Regions from separate parts of the Homo sapiens genome. Here region 1 is linked to region 2. Evidence: chromatin loops called from intact Hi-C (ENCODE). Cell type or tissue: heart right ventricle. All regions are shown on one strand. Each heading gives the region's core, and the rest is flanking DNA. Links, peaks and the distances in the headings are about the cores only. Region 1 overlaps FOXP1 (forkhead box P1). Region 2 overlaps FOXP1 (forkhead box P1).

The links. A loop is a pair of places that touch in the nucleus more often than their neighbours do. Peaks named below come from ENCODE experiments on the same cell type or tissue, not always from the same donor. Only the 100,000 strongest peaks of a DNase experiment are listed, where the experiment ranks them.
Region 1: a loop joins it to region 2, with 1.9 times the contacts of the local background. A loop is called at or near these places in 8 of 110 quality-filtered maps.

The regions. Positions count from the first base shown.
Region 1 is chr3:71,293,956-71,296,880 of GRCh38, reverse strand. The region is part of intron 5 of FOXP1 (forkhead box P1); the gene reads left to right. FOXP1-AS1 (FOXP1 antisense RNA 1) reads right to left here. Exons shown (of 5, transcript NR_126463.1): 3 at 374-431. Among named protein-coding and RNA genes, the nearest start is that of FOXP1-AS1, 5.7 kb to the right of the region's middle. In heart right ventricle, for the core only: no CTCF peak of the experiment used is centred there; no DNase peak of the experiment used is centred there.
Region 2 is chr3:71,209,505-71,212,429 of GRCh38, reverse strand. All of the region lies in intron 5 of FOXP1 (forkhead box P1), which reads left to right. Among named protein-coding and RNA genes, the nearest start is that of FOXP1-AS1, 79 kb to the left of the region's middle. RefSeq lists an enhancer at 1,714-2,259. In heart right ventricle, for the core only: no CTCF peak of the experiment used is centred there; a DNase peak (open chromatin) is centred at 1,854; H3K27ac peaks cover 1,110 bases.

The DNA of each region.
Region 1 (2,925 bases), core at 328-2,827, 84 kb before region 2:
TTGGAGGGAAGGGGAGCCAGGCTCTTTTTAACAACCAGATTTGTCATGAACTAATAGAGCAAGAACTCAGTCATTACTCTGGGGAGGACACTAGCCATTCGTGAGAGATCAGCCCCCATGATCCAAACACCTTCTATTGGCCCCTCCTCTGACATTGGGGACCAGATTTCAAGAGGGAGATTTGGAGGGGACACATTTCCAAAGTATATCATACATCATCTTCAGTATTCCTATTCCAAGTGAACATTTCATTACTTAACACTTTTTTTTTTCTTTTACAGTATCCATTCCATCTGTGTTTTGATGCTAATTTCAAATTTTGGGGAGAAATAAGTTAGGGTATATAGACTTAAGTAATAAATGTAATTTTTACCTTTGAACAAGGTGAAAGATCTTTCAAAGACTAATTTGTATATATCTTGATCTCTTATCTAGAAAGAAATAAAAGGTTTGTTGGAAATATACAATTTAAAAAGATGTTTCAAGTGAATATAGTGGTTAGCGTTTCTTCCTGATGAATAAGCCTTAAATGAGGAGAAGACCTTGCCATCCAGCAATGGACAAAAAAATCAGCATCATCTTTCACACTGCAAGAAGCATGTAGACTTCAGATGCCAGGAGCTTCTCAGTAAATACCACGCCTCAAATTTGAAACCTGGGAATTATTAAGAGTCAGTATAGATGCACAGAAATATGCCTACAAAGGTACTATGGGAATAACTGATTATATACATAAAAGTCGCCAGGCAAATTCAGAAAACCAAATGAAGCCATTTTGAAAATTTGGATTCTATGGTCTGAAGAGTCATAAATAACAGTCATCATACTCGGGAGTGATATAACAATTTTCTTCCAACTAGATCTGAGTGCTTTACAAAATGGATCTGGTTGCTGGCATTCCTAAGAGGTAGCTGGCAATTCTCATAATCCCCACTTTACAGACTGGAAAAACGGTCCCGTTGATGATAAATAGTTTACCCAAGGTCATCCAGAATGTCAAGATGGAAACTAAAGAGGGATGCACTGGTCACAATTATACAGATGTCATTCTATTATGGTTGCCTTGGTTTGGTGATCTAATAAAGGTTTCTGTGGCATTTTTTCCTGCCTCCCCTCACCATTGACAATTTACCCACATGCATTTGCTTAAAATTCAAATCCAATTTGTAAAATTCATCATCTTATATTCAATTCTGAATGGCATTGAGAGTTGAAGATAATCATCAAGGCCATATAGATTACAATTAAAATGGTTAGTTTTAAACATTAGGCATCTCCAAGCTTCACATTTTGTGTATTGGTTCAGTTTTTTTTTTAAAGTCAGGTTATTTGAGAGAAAACTAAAAAACAATCAAAAGGAAGTTGAATCATTGCAATTTTCCCCCCACTCCATCCCTAATTTAAGGTGTTTTATGTTAGATGAAGGAACTATAAATGCATCCTTGTAGATAACATTCATTGTGTCTTACCTATTATAAATTATTTCTTGGTGAAAAATAAAGCTAAAATGCTATTCAGTTATTTGAAATATAAGTTCCTTTAAAAGTGTATATGTGAGTGATTTGAACATTTACCTAATGACACAGCAATTCTGAGCTAAACCCATTCAAAACTACCTTTTTAGAGTATTTAGCATTTGAATTATGTGACCATTAATTAAGGAAGTTGTTATGAAGACACTGGAAGCAGTCGTTACTGAGTTACCAGATGACCGCATTGGCTGGAATGTGATCAGTCAATTCAGTTAAGCATTGAAATGCTCCCTGATCCCCCGTACACACATACAGTACACTCATGCCTGGGTTGTAACCGTCAGGGTAAAGACTAGGCTGGTGTAACAAAGAGACCCCAGCGTAAAATGGCTTAAATAAAATAGAAGTCTACTTCTCTCGTGAAACAACCAGACCAATGTAGCTTGTCTGGGCAGATCTTTCCGTCTGTGCTCTCCTCCCTTGGGGCTTTGTCTTTATCATATGGTTGAAGCTATGTTGTTGCCGCACTATGGAGATGTCCAAAGCAAGCAATTTTCTTTTGATCAAAAGAGTTAAACATTGTATACATCCCACTCATTGTCACTTAACTGGTAAGATTGTGGTCATAAGGCCCAGCAAACTTTGAGGGCTGCTGGGAAGTGTCTCTACCTAGGTGGCCAGGAGCCTGGGGAGAATTGACAAACAGATTTAAGGGGACAAGTAGAATACAAGTACTTCATTGATTCAGTTGCTCCAATCTAGTAATTTCATTCATTCATTCATACATACAGATGTATGTACATACATACATATATTAATTCTTACTGCAGATGTTTATTGGTGGGTGTGTGCTAGGTGCTGAGATTATAGCACCGTGTAAGAAGGACATGGTCTCTGTCCTCACAGAGTTGATAGTCTAGAGGGGCAGGCATACATGAATGACGATGCTGATGATGGGTGTTAGGAAGGGCAATTGTTGGTTGATTTGAGAAGTGGTCTAAAACAAGGAGTCCAGGGTGTCGGGAATTATGTGTTTTAGCATCGTATGGAAGTTATGTGAGATTAACTTGATTTCCTTATATGCTGTTGTGAATGTTATCAGGCATGTTAATTTTTTGTTAACAGAATTACTGAGATATAATTCACATACAATACAATTCACCCATTTAAGGTGTACTGACTTTTCAATAGTTCTTAATGTGTTCAGAGTTGCAACCATCTAGTTCAGTTTTAGAATATTTCATCGCTTAAGAAAAAACCCTAGTAACTATTAGCACTTACACTGCATTCTGCCCTCCCGCCATCCCCTGATAACAACAAATATACATTCTGTTTGTATAGATTTACTTAGTCTGGACGTTTCATAGAAATGGAATCCCACATCCTTTTGTGACTGGATTCTTTCACTTAGCAAAATGTTTTCAAGGTTCATCTAGGCATTTAAAATTTTTAA
Region 2 (2,925 bases), core at 297-2,796:
ATTATGTCTTTAGCAGTGTAAGTGTCCATGTAGCCCCTCAGTACGTGCTTTGTGAATTGCACTGTTAGGAATCCAGTGCTTAAGGGTCAAGATTATAGCGTGGAGGTTCATGAGGGTCTCTTAAGTCTCCTGTAGCTCAGTTGCCCAATATATGAGCCTTGTACCACTCACGGATAGGTTGGGAGAGGATTTTTTGGTGGCTCGTAAATCATTCACCAATTCGCATTACTGTGGTTCAATGTTGAAGCAATTCCATTTTCAATTCTTTTTTAATCCTTCTGATAAAGCCAAGGAGAAAGTCTCAATTTGGTACTAGTATCTTTAATCTGTCTCTCCCAGTTGTAAGCTCATTATTTAACAAAGAAAGAACATGGTTCCACTCAGAGCCTCTGAGAAACAGCAGGTTCTAGCAGAATTTAATATCATTGGTTAGGTTTTATAACATGCATTATAAAAGTCTTTCTCACCTACAAAGGGTTACATACTGGTTTTCCATTTGAAGAAGTGATACAAAGTTTCCTCTGAAGGTAGATTTATTTATCAAAAGTGAATCATTTTTTAAAATAACAATATGGTAGATGTGGATGGAGATGGTGAAAATAATGAAGACAGAAGTAAAAGTGAATGCATGGGGCTTGGGAAACTAGCTCCGGTGTCCACTAAGATGCCACAACCTTTCTGAGATTCTCAGAATTTGTAAGATTTTCATTCTGGGGAGGAGTTGTGAAAAGAAAAATCAGTCCTTCCCAATCTTGAGTTAGCCCAAGGCCTCTTTAGAACTATTTTCTATTTTAAAAATAATTTGTTGAACAGCTTATATAAAAGCCTTCTTAATGTACTTTTTTAAAAATAAAACTTTTACAATTTGGGATTCATGGGGAATAAAATAAGTAAACTGGGTACATAGAAGTAAAACTAAATGTGGGCCCGGCATGGTGGCTTATACCTGTAATTCCAGCACTTTAGGAGGCCAAGGGGGGAAGATCACTTGAGGTCAGGAGTTGGAGACCAGCTTGGCCAACATGATGAAACCCTGTCTGTACTAAAAATACAAAAATTAGCCGGTTTTGGTGGTACACCCCTGTAATCCCAGCTACTCGGGAAGCTGAGACAGGAGAATCACTGGAACCAAGAGGAAGAGGTTGCAGTGAGCCAAGATTGCGCCACTGCACTCTGGCCAGGGCAAAAGAGCAAGACTCCCATCTCAAAAATAAAAATGGAAAAATAGAACTAAATGTGGGTTAGGGCAAGTGTAACACCACTGCTGGGGAAGAGGAAAGAAGACACATTATTTATCCTGCTCGTGATAAGGAATAGGTGAAACCATCTTCAAACAGAAAAGAGTACCCCATTCAAGCAATGATTATATGCCCAGGTTTAGCCTAGTTTTCAAAACTCCAGGACTCAATTATGATTTCCCTTTATGAAGGGAAATTGTTACAACTCTTTGGATTACCATTTAGAATTGTCAACTATGTTTATAATCCTTTACTAATATTCTGGTTCATCCAGGGTTCAGGAAAAGAAAATAAAAACTGAAGCTCAGGAGAACTGGACAAGAGCTGAAGTGCAGAGAGTGAATCATCAGCATTTTCTCCTGAAGACAGGACAGTGAGGATACCAGGACACAGCCCTCCACTTTGACTTTTTCATTTTGTTTTTCTCTTAGGTTTTCACTGGGGTGTTGGTTATAGAAGCCCCTTCACTTTTCTCTACCTCCTAGTCATCCATAGGGTAGTGAGCACGGAATCTGAGAACGTTCTGTTCTCAAAACATTAGAGGGAAGATTCTCTCTGTTAGTTGTTCCAGCAGCCGGACTTGCATCATCAATCAGTTGAGCAAGTCTGATTTTCTTTCTCAAGGGCAGTAGAACAGCTCCAGCCCTAGAGGGCTTTTAAGGGAAGTTCTTGATGTCTCTTCCCTGCATGTCCATCAGGTGTTAACAGGTCCTTGAGCCTGAAAAATGGCCTCCTACCAGGGCACTGAATGCTCAGTGGAAATTTTCTTCCCCTGACATTGTCGAGGCCTCAGGGACTATGTTGATTTGGGGAAAGATGATGGTTGGCAGAGAGGGACTTAGGGAACAAACCACAGAGCAACAAAACAAAAACATGAAAGACAACACACTAGTTACTTTGTGACTTTAGGTTTGCAGAACAAAGATTAGATAATTCAAGCAAGGCCTGGAAACAAGAGCAGCTAGAGAAGGTTGAGGAGTTTATTCACAGTGGAACTCCGGAGGGGGATATCTGTTGTGGGGGTTGGGGCAGACCAACACAATTTTTGTTACTTTCTTTTTAGACAGAGTGGAAAATTCCAATAACCTGATTGTTAATCATGTAATTGCCAGAATCCACTTAGGTGTATCTTTATTTTTTTAATATCCTTTTCTCATTTCCATATTTTGCTTTGGATATCCAGCAGACAGTGTTTTGCTGCACTTTGCACTGACATCACGCAGAATTTAAAAAAATTAGCTAACTGATTATAAGTGTAAGATATAGATAAATTACCAAACTGTTTTTCAGTATGTTTTGCTTATTAAATTTTAAGTAATGGAAGGAGGTTTTTCACATGTATCAAAATTAAATTAATGGTGTTAAAGTATCTGTAAAATAGATTGAAACTAATGTTTTAATTGCCGATTGTGTTTCTAAATATAGTATCTCTGATAAGGCATGATAACTTTCTTGTAACACACAGTAAGCTGCTTTATGTGGTAGTGCACATCAGGGAAATTTTTAGAGATTAAACGTTTCTTCTTAACACTTTTGTTAGGGACACACCGAACTTATTGTTCATTCTGGGCTTTGAAGAGCTAAGATTTTATTGATAAGCTGACAGAATGAACCCCTGAGTGGTTACATGGGACATCAACTGATTATTTTATTTTTTGATATTTTGTAAGGAAAACATCATAAACTG